Linked DNA regions of Homo sapiens: region 1 is linked to region 2. A link is a loop called in an ENCODE intact Hi-C map of the cell type or tissue named here. Cell type or tissue: endothelial cell of umbilical vein. All regions are shown on one strand. Links, peaks and the distances in the headings refer to the core of each region. The heading gives the core; the rest is flanking DNA.

What was found. Peaks named below come from ENCODE experiments on the same cell type or tissue, not always from the same donor. Only the 100,000 strongest peaks of a DNase experiment are listed, where the experiment ranks them.
Region 1: a loop joins it to region 2, with 8 times the contacts of the local background. A loop is called at or near these places in 15 of 110 quality-filtered maps.

The regions. Positions count from the first base shown.
Region 1 is chr3:33,385,903-33,391,282 of GRCh38, reverse strand. FBXL2 (F-box and leucine rich repeat protein 2) reads right to left here. Exons shown (of 15, transcript NM_012157.5): 15 at 3,191-5,380. It overlaps UBP1 (upstream binding protein 1), which reads left to right. Exons shown (of 16, transcript NM_014517.5): 16 at 915-2,947. The coding sequence ends at 952. Among named protein-coding and RNA genes, the nearest start is that of UBP1, 52 kb to the left of the region's middle. In endothelial cell of umbilical vein, for the core only: no CTCF peak of the experiment used is centred there; a DNase peak (open chromatin) is centred at 2,362; H3K27ac peaks cover 1,740 bases.
Region 2 is chr3:33,784,692-33,790,071 of GRCh38, reverse strand. No RefSeq gene overlaps it. Among named protein-coding and RNA genes, the nearest start is that of PDCD6IP-DT, 11 kb to the left of the region's middle. RefSeq lists an enhancer at 1-823 and a silencer at 2,552-2,611. In endothelial cell of umbilical vein, for the core only: a CTCF peak has its summit at 2,441 (motif pointing right); a DNase peak (open chromatin) is centred at 2,491.

The sequences.
Region 1 (5,380 bases), core at 326-5,325, 400 kb after region 2:
AATCCGGTCTTAGCACAAAAGCTGCCCCTAGAAGAGGGAGATGTCATGTGTGTCAGGTGTCCCCAGACTACTGAAATACTGATTTTATTTTGCGCCTCACATGTTGCGTATGCCATCAGGTTACCTGCAAGGCTGAGTTTTAACTCTGAACTGGTTCACTCTTTCAGAAACATCTTTAGCCTAGTACCCTTCTGCTCAGTCTTTTGTTTTCACAGCAGTACAGTTTTTACCTTGCATAACTGACATTGTCTGAAAAAGAAGACATATACTATAATTGCATAGTTTTGTTTTGTGAAACCAGCAGACATTTTTTGGTATTAGAAATCATAGGATCTCCCCTCTAATCTCAATTTACTGTTTTGTTTTTTTTTTTAAACTTTGTCGTCATGAGAAAAATCATTTTTTTATGAATGCCTATATTGCTTCTCACTATTTACTGAGAAACACTAGGCAAAAGGAATGATACAGTTTTAAAATGTTTGAAATCTCTGTGAGTAGCTCAGAAATTTTTCTGGAAAAGGTAGATGTACACATTTGCATTTACTCCCTCAGGTCCTCTGCCCTGACACAGTATATTTCACCTGTTCTCCTTCTAGCTCTTGCTCCCCTTATGGACAGCACTATTATTGTGTGTCTTGATAGATGTCCCCCTACCCCCAGAACTGGCAGACAGTGTTGGAATGCGGGCGTTGATAGTGGGCCAGGCTTCGCAGAATGTCTAAAAAGGGAATGTGTACATGAAGTTTTTTGGGGGAAGAGGAGCTAGAGCAAGTTAATCTGCTTGTTTCTCTAGAATCATTTAAAGGTAACCTCTGAATTGGGAAGGGAGGTTGTAGTTGGCAGGGAGTTTTCCATTTAATAGGCTTAATTTCCTAAGCCTGACTGAAGAAATACTGTCTTTCCTTTTTCTGCAGCTGAAAGTAGTGATGGCATCCACATAATTTTGAAGTGATGTCTTATATAGACTGAACTGTATTCAGTACCAAATAGTCACGCTTAAAAGTGTGTGAAGACTGAATCCAAGAAGTCTTGGGATTGGATTTTACCATATGAAATGTTTCATATTGAAAACACAAGATGACCTTTCTAATGAGCTGTATGAGAGGTGAATCTCCTCACTGTCACTGCCATAGCCAAGCATCCTCATGAGAGTGAGCACATCGGCACAGCATGCATCCAGCTCTGGAGGCCACGGTGCAGGCATAGCTGCCTGCTGCTCTGGCAGAGGCCAGTAAATACAGTTCCTAGAAGCAGCCTTTGCTGTCTTTTTACACTGTATGCGGTTTGGAAATGAATGTAGAAACTTACTGTGGGCATTTACCTTTCTGTGCCAGTTTGGCTTTTATTGCCTGAACCTTATGCTGACCTGGAGAGGAGATGGGGGACAGTGCTGTTGTGGGGCCAGCAGTGAATCTGTATGCGGAGAGTTGTGTTGTGCTGATGTGGCCGTTGGTGGTCAGGTAAGAGGCTCGGCACCTTCTTGGAAGAAATCATGTCTGAGGGTGTACGTTTGATATGATCATGCCAGATTGGAGAAGATCCAAGCCAGGAAGATGGGCTTGAAGCAAACTGCATTATCAGGAGTACCTTGGTGAGAGGATCAGTGTAAATCCTAATAGGTACAAAGACTTTTGTGTTTTGGCTTTGTCACAGATTTATTGAAAAACTTTTTTGCTTCTGCTTCCATTTTTAGCATTTTAGTTTCTGGTTTTCATTTTTGGAGATTCCTTGCCTTTTAAACTCGTGGTTTTTCTCTCATTTTCTTCCCTCTCTCCCTCCATCTCTGACCACCCCCACCCTAACCCCCCACCCCCACCATCCTATTAAACATTTTTAAAGCCCTACCCCAGACATTGGAAATAGGTGACCCAAGTAGGGGGAGAAAGTATTATTGTTGATAGCTTCTGACTAGGTGTTAAGGGATCTTCATTATGAACAAGATGAATTTTTTTCTGGAAACACTAGATGTTATCAATCAAACACTAAAATGTACCATACAAATCCCTTAAGCCTCTCAAATATTGAGCTTTAGTACAATCATGGATAGACATTCTGGTGATGATTTAGGGGCTTTTTATACACCACATACTAGCTTCTTTCTCTATAAGAGTGCCTCTTTCATAAAACCAAATGCTTGTCTGCTAGCATACTTTTCAAAGGGAATCCACTGTTTTCTCACTTTCCTCCCATATCTCCGTCCTTCATCCAAAACCTTCCCAGAATCCATCAGCAAGCATGTTTGAGGCCTGTGGTGTAGGGGACTGAATTTTTTTTTTAACTTCTATTCCATTTTAATTGTAGGATATCTTTGTCCATATACCCAGGTGTCCTGATTTGAATGTACTATTTGATCCTCATTGTGTTCAGGCAAAAAATAGGAAATGAGTAATTTTGAGTTTGAAATCTCTCCCAGAAGACAAACTACTTCAGTGAGTAAAAGCTTTGACATTTTATGTTTTATTCATAAAGGGGGTTAATTATTTGCTACAAAGAAGCACGATCTATTTTCATCATCGATTTGAAAATATCTGTAACTCCTATAGATCCTATAGGCAGAGAGTTTTCCTTTCTGACTTTTTCCCTTTGCTTTCGTGTGACCACATGTTTTCTGTACCAGTCACTGGGGAAAGAAGTGAGTTTATCTCGTTTGTTTTAAAAGTTTTGCTTGTCTATTTAGCATTCCTTTTTGGGTCTCAAGATTTATGGAACAATAAATGTCATTTAATGCTGTGTGCTTATTTTGAATTCCTCATCAGGTTTTAGAAGCGGGGTAAAAATACTTAGATGCTTATCAGACTTGAAATTATACTGAGTGGCATTGAACGTGAGTTTGTCCCAGTGAAACAGGCTAAATAAATTTTGGCACCAGCAAATTTGTTACTTTGTTTTTTTAATAGTAGGATGTACACATTTCAGTATAATAAATGTTTTCTGATTGTTTTGCAAATGTGTGTCTCATTTAAAATCCCAGTTCCTGCTACTGTCACTTCGTGTCATAGAATCAAGGAGTTTCCCTGTGTGTATTCTGAGCCAGTCTAAATGTAGTAAGAGGTTAGGCTCATAGTTTTTTCCTTTTCAGTTTATTTTCTGAAAGCTGATGCAACTGAGGATATGTTGTTATTCCATTAACTAACTAACTAACTAACTAACTAACTAAACTATTCCAGACTTTAAAAGGAAGCAAACCTGATTTTCTTTTTTTTTTTTTTTTTTGAGACGGAGTCTGGCTCTGTCACCCAGGCTGGAGTGCAGTGGCGCAATCTCGGCTCACTGCAAGCTCTGCCTCCCGGGTTCACGCCATTCTTCTGCCTCAGTCTCCTGAGTAGCTGGGACTACAGGCACCCGCCACTATGCCCGGCTAATTTTTTTTGTATTTTTAGTAGAGACGGGGTTTCACTGTGTTAGCCAGGATGGTCTTGATCTCCTGATCTCACGATCCGCCCGCCTCTGCCTCCCAAAGTGCTGGGATTACAGGCGTGAGCCACCGTGCCCAGCCTGCAAACCTGATTTTCTTACAAGAGGTTCTCCTGTTTTGTAAATGAGGCCATGGATCATTGAGCATCAAGTCCAATAGCTGTGACTGATGATAGGTTGTATCCTGGCTCAAAAGAAATCAATCATGTATAGAAGGCTCTGGTGGTTTGTTTTGTTTGTTTGTTTGTTTTGTTTTGAGATGATGATGGAGTCTCACTGTTGTCTCCTGGGCTGGATGGAGTGCAATGGCACAATCTCGGCTCACTGCCACCTCCGCCTCCTGGGTTCCAGCATTTCTCCTGCTTCAGCCTCCCGAGTAGCTGAGATTACAGGTGCCCAGCACCACGCCCGGCTAATTTTTGTATTTTCAGTAGAGATGGGGTTTTACTGTGTTGGCCAGGCTGGTCTCAAACTCCTGACCTCAGGTGATCCACCCGCCTTGGCCTCCCCAAGTGCTGGGATTATAGGCATGAACCACCGTGGCCAGCCTTAAGTTAATTTTTTTTAATAGAAACTAAACTAATTCATAATCACTGAAGCAAGTCTGTTATATGCTCATTTATTGAAGTTGCTTCCTGCATCAGTCCTCCTCCCCCATCATCTCTTCCACAACAAACAGTGGGTATAAATGTATATTTAACTAACTGCTATGGTATCCACACAATTTTTAGACCAAGGAATACTGGAATATATCATAAGGCAATAAAATGACTTTAATGCTTACTCTGATGATAATTGTGCTAAGTCCGTTTATGGGGAGATTATATATATATATAATCTGCTTCTCTTCCTAGAATGCAGCTGACATAATATATCCTTAAAAACACTTCTAAAACTGCCTAATAAAGGTATTGGTAGTCATGGGAACACATCTTGCTTTTGCCGTTTCACTTTTAAGTTTCTCATGAGCTCTGGCCCTTCAGTTTGGGGGAGTGGTTGTTTGGAAGGGCCAGCCACCATGAACACCTAAGTTTACAATGAAGGTGGTGATGACTGATTGACAGGTTCTTAATAAAGATCATAAATATGGACAGCATGGAGCAAGAATGAACCACAGCAGAGAGTAGGGTCATTTTATCAGATTTCAGATAACATCAGGAAGGTCTGCATTTGGAAAATGGTTTTGCTTGGATGTGTCTGCCATAAAATCATAGCAATAAAACCCTCTGACTTAATTTTTTTTAAAGCATTGCAATGGTTTATTCAATTTTATGAGTCTAAAAGGTACCAACACTTACTGATCTGAGTTTTAAGTGTGTAAAACTTTTGAGTAGCTATGGTGTAACCTGATTTTTAAGATTTCAAAATAAGCTTGAAAAAAAATCACATCCATTTTACATGCATCCATTCATTACTTCTAATTGATTATACTACAGATAACTTAAGCCTTAGTTCTTTCTCTTTAAGGTTCCCCCCAGTTTTACGAGAGGCATGGACATAATTAGCTTTTTTCCTTTAGTAAAAATGTGTTATGTGCTGTAGCATACACCAGAGCTTCTACTTTCCAATCAGGCAACACAGACTCCGAGCTGCTTTTGTTTTTGGTCCCTGGAGGTGTATATGACAAGTTGACAGAAACAAAAAGGTGAAGACCCTGCTCCACCCAGTATAGAGTCCTCTTTTCTTTGGTGTCTCATGGAAACCTATTAACATGCCTTCCACATAAGTCTCTATATATAAAACTATCAGGCATTATGAATTAATTTGCAGTACAGTCACTTTGATAAAGTTGCTATTTATCTTCAAAGTGGAAAAGTCCTGCTAATCAAAATGGAATTGTGAATTAAAGTAGGCCACTGGCTTAAGTATCAGGTAGAAAATCAACAGCTTATTTTTTCTGCTCAGTTTGTGCTAACACTGATGGTCTTTTTGAGGAATGCTGAGTATGCCAAGGGTAGAACTTTCG
Region 2 (5,380 bases), core at 98-5,097:
GGGAGAGGATGCTACTAGCCTCTAGTGGATAGAAGCTAGAGATGCTTCTAAACATTCTACAATGCACAGGACAGTCTCTCATAGCAAAAATATTATCCAGCCCTAAATGTCACTAGTACTAAGGGTAAAATTCGCTTGAAAAGCATATTACTCAGAACAGGCTCCAAATTTTGAGAAATATACCGCTAGGGGTATAGTCTGATCTATTTGGAAGGGGTGGGTTGTTCAGAGAATGAATAAAGTCTTGCTTTGAAAGGTGAGAAGAAGGAAGCATTGTTGCAGAGATATTGGCTCCTAAGAATAGGGGAGAAAAATAAGGAAGTGGAGTACATCAATGAGGGGTGAACTTCCAGAGGAATTTTCCATTAAACTAAAGAGAAATTTACTGCCATTTTCTTTATTGACCCCACCCTCATTAAAGGCAGAATGAAGGAACAAGACAGCAAAGAATGTGACTGGCCCCATGGAAAGGAAGTTGTATCCTATCCTGGGGACTCTGTCCAGATGTTCCAGGTGGTGACAAACAGCAACATAATATAGTGGTTTATGCAGACTTCTTCACACATGTGAGGAGCAAGCTTGGAAGTTCAAAGGGTTTGATGTAAGTTGCTCTGTCTGGTAGGCATTGTGGTTCTTCTACCTCCAATATACTTTCACCCATTCACCCCTCTCTGAAGTTAGTATCCTCCTGATCTCACCCTGGGTGTCCTCGCCTCTCCCTCTTTGTTCTTTGTCTTAAGCCTTAAGGGATAAGAATGTGGCTCAGGCCTTAGATCATTATCATAATCCCGTCCTCAAGCCCCAGTAGTACAGAAAAAAAAAAAATGACCCAATTCTGACTATAGAGATGTAAAAAGAGGTTTGCCAGAGATAACAGAGAAGGAAGCTTCTTAGCTCTTTTGAGGGAATTTCTGAAAGTTACCCCACTCTCTAGATGTGGCTGAAAAAAAGTATCTCTGTGTATTAGGGTTCTTGCACACAATAGAAATGAACTGTGGATAATTTAAGCAGAAAGCAAATTTATTAAAGGATATCAATGAGTTCATAGACTCTCTGGAAGACCAGAGAATCCGGCTTCAGGGCCACACAACAATTTATCCTATTGTAGAACTGCTCCAAAGAAAACACCACCATTGCTCCCAATGAGCACAAATACCCCACTGGCAAGGGTGCTGGTCCCTAGGGACTTTCACCTGAACTTCTGCAACTGCTGCTTCTGGAGCTAGTACTGCCACTCTTGCCAGGAGGGTTTCTGCATGGTGATTGCATCTTCATGTCACCAGATTTCACAGAGCTGCAAGGGAGACTGGGAAACAATTTCTGATTTTCACATTGAGAAAATAAGGACTTATAAGATGGAGAACTCTCCATAGGAAAGGTTTTCAAGGGTGCCTTGTGGCCATAAAGAAAACATATGTCCACTATACCTTGGGAGTTGTTGTCAGCCATCTTATAACTTTGATAGGGAATTAGTTTGATGTCCCAGAAGCCAGAAAACGGAGTTAGAAAGAAACTAGGTGGACGATGATATCTCTGAGATGCTGAGTCAAACCCCAGGTGAAGTCCACTCTATTTCTGGGATCTCGGTCCATTGCCTAATAAATCCCCTCCATTGTTCAAACATGTTTGAATTGGGTTTTTTCATCGTTGTTCTTTACAAATGACTGCATCCTAATTGATACATTAAACAAACAAAAAATCATTAGAAAACACTCCTAAATTCCTTTTTTTTTTTTTTTTTTTTTTTTGAGACAGAGTCTTGCTCTGTTGCCCAGGCTGGAGTGCAATCAATGGTGCGATCTCAGCTCACTGCAACCTCCGCCTCCTGGGTTCAAGCGATTCTCCTGCCTCAGCCTCCCGGGTAGCTGGGATTACAGGCGCCCACGACCATGCCCGGCTAATTTTTGTATTCTTAGTAGAGATGGGGTTTCACCATGTTGGTCAGGCTGGTCTTGAACTGCTGACCTCATGATCCACCCACTTCAGCCTCCCAAAATGCTGGGATTACAGGCATGAGCCACCGTGCCCAGCAACACTCCTAAATTCTTAATGATGGCATTACTGGATTATAGAATATGTGCATTTTAAATTTGGGTATATGTTATCATAGATTATCTTCCAATTTTTTGCACGATTTTTTATTTCCAGTAACAGTTTTTGATAGTTTTCTTATACCCTCACTGACACTAAATTCTGTCCTACTTTTTAATATTTATTAACCTGTTAGATGAAAAGTAGTGTATCATTGTACTTTTAATCTTTAATGAATGAATTGTGAGTGAAATCAAAACTCAACATTCAAATTGATTAGGTGTACACAGTACATCATGTTTTCTACGTGTTTTTGTCCTTCCATGTTAAGTTCAGGAACAGAGTCCAAAAGATCAATCCTGCTTATAACTGACTTTAAGAAAGATAGAAAACTACTCCAGTCCAAACAGCCCCCAGCCTCTGCTACCTCTGCCCCACAAGGTGTCACTGTTGAGACACAGAATATCTACTACAGCACGACCTTTCGCAGGATGGAGCTATTAAAATTTAAATGCTCTGGGCTGGGCGCGGTGGCTCGTGCCTGTAATCCCAGCACTTTGGGAGGCCAAGGCAGGTAGATCACGCGCTACTCGGAAGGTTGAGGCAGGAGAATCGCTTGACCCCGGGTGGCGGAGGTTGCAATGAGCCGAGATCACATCACTGCCCTCCAGCCTGGCTGACAGAGCGAGACTCTGTCACCAAGAAAAAAAAAATGTAAATGCTCTGACAATCTATGGTTCCAAAGTTACAAACACAAAGGGCTTTTTTCCTAGGACACATGTGTGATGCTAGAGTAAAATTTGTAGGAACTGAGCTAGAAACTTGTTGTTGCTGCCAGGATTGTTAAGTCCAGGTAAGCAGTCCAGGCTCCCCTCTCCATGGCGAATTTCTCCTGTCTTTTGCTGCTGCCACGTCAGGTCAGGGCCATTCCAGTCCAGAGGTGATATAGCAATATTAACCCTCCTAAAGGAAGTGATCAGGGGTCTCAGTAACTGCCTTCCCAGAAGCTTAGTCTTTGGGAAAATTTGCTGACTTTCTCCCAGCAGCCTTTGAACTTCATGTACCAAAGAAAATGATGAAAAGAGCTTCATTGTCAATTCCCACATGTCCAGCTACAACCTTCCCCTGTGTTTCCTTACATCTACCTAATTAAAATGATCCCTCGGTATGTCTCCCAGAACAGAGGGCTATTAGGGGATCTCCACTAACGGAGATGCTTTACTTATTCGAGGCAGTTCAGCCCAGTGGATAAGAATGTCTGGAATCCTGACTTCCAGAGTTTAAATTCTAACTACAATATTTATCAGCTGTGTCACTCACTCTAGGCCGTTCACTCAACGTCTCTAAGCCTCAGTCTTCACACCTAAAGATGATAAAGAATACTACCTACCCCAAAGGGCTATCATGGGAGTTAAATAAAATACATTAAATACCTGACAGGCTGCCCAGAACACAGTAAGTACTCAATGTTAGTTACTGTTGCTTTTTTTTTTTTTTTTTTTTTTTGTAATTTTATCACTATCATTGCTGAAAGCCTCTTTTTTTTTTTTTTTTTTTTTTTTTTTAATAGTAATGGGGTCTTGCTTTTTGCCCAGGCTGGTCTTGAGCTCCTGGACTCAAGTGATTCTCCTGCCTTAGCCTGCCAAAGTGCTGGGATTACAGGTATGAGCCACCATATCTAGCCAAAAGCCCTTCTTTGTATCTCCTCAATGTTTAGAAGTAGAAATAGTTCATCTCTAGAAAGAAAACATTCTATTAATAAATGATGGACAGAGTGCAGAGAGTTTTTTTTCTCACCAAATCTCATTTCACTTCCCCAAGTCAACCTCTTACCAATAACGGCCACTTTTTATATGATAAATTTAATATGATATCTTGCTGTTAAAAAAAAAAGTTTAAATGAAATTAACACATTTATTTGAGTAAAAGAATGATTCATGAATTGGGAAGCACCAAGACCAAAAGAGGTTATGGGCTCTGCTCTGGAAGCACCTACCTATTATAGGCTGAACACAGAAGCAAAGTGAAGAAATTACCTGAATTGCTACAGCTAAGTGTTTGCCTTATTTGGGTATAATCTGATGGGAGACACCTAGTTATATAGCCAATTCACTCAGTGGCTGTTTGTGATTGGTTAGGGCTGTATTTTTGTTTGTCTATTTAAGTCAGTTATAAGAAATACCTCTAAATTAGGCTTTGGGCTGGGCACGGTGGCTCACACCTGTAATCCCAGCACTTTGGGAGGCCGAGGCGGGCAGATCACTTGAGGTCAGAAGTTTGAGACCAGCTAGGCCAACATGGTGAAACCCTGTCTACCAAAAATATAAAAAATTAGCCCGGTGTGGTGGCACGTGCCTGTAATCCCAGCTACTCGGGAGGCTGAGGCAGAAGAATCGCTTAAACCCGGGAGCCAGAGGTTGCAATGAGCTGAGATCATGCCACTGCACTCCAGCCTGGGTGACAGAGTGAGACTCCATCTCATAAAAATACATAAATACATAAATAAACAAATAAATAAATAAATAAGGCTTCAGCTTGCTTATGTAAGGGCTCAGGGTGCAGAGACAACCTCAGGCTAGTGGCCTTCTTATTTGCTTTAAAACTGCTGAAACATCCCATTGCCATGGGAGTGACTTAAGCCAATTGTCTATTTTTGAGTATTTAGGTTGTTTCTACTCTTTTTTTCTTTTCTTTTCTTTTTTAAGAGAGACAGGGTCTCACTCCATCACCCAGGGTGGAATGCAGTGGTGCAATCATAGCTCACTGTAGCATCAAACTCCTGAGCTCAGATGATCCTCCTGCTTCAGCCTCCTGAGTAGCCAGTACTACAGGCAGACACCACCATCCCCAGCTAATTTTTAAACTCTTTGTAGAGATGGGGTCTCGCTATGTTGCCCAGGCTGGTCTTTAACTCCTGGCCTCAAACAATCCTTCTGCTTCAGTCTCCTAAAGCACTGGGGTTACAGATGTGTCACCCCACCTGACCTGTTTCCACTTTCTTGATGTTGTAAACAACATGGCCAAGATGGTAGTTAACTCTTTATGTGCATTTGTCATTCATTATTATTTTGTTGGATTATTCCAACAAAGTACTGATTATTCTAAGTACTGATTTGTTTTTTTTTTTGAAACAAGAGTCTCACTCTGTCACCCAGGGTAGAGTGCAATGGTGCAATCATAGCTCACTGTAGCCTCAAACTCCTGGGCTCAAATGATCCTCCTGCCTCAGCCTCCCAAGCAGCTAGGACTTACAGGCACATCCACCATGCCTAGCTAATTGTTTTATTTTTTGTAGAGACAGGGTCTCACTATGTTGCACAGGCTGGTCTCCAACTCCTGGGCTCAAGTG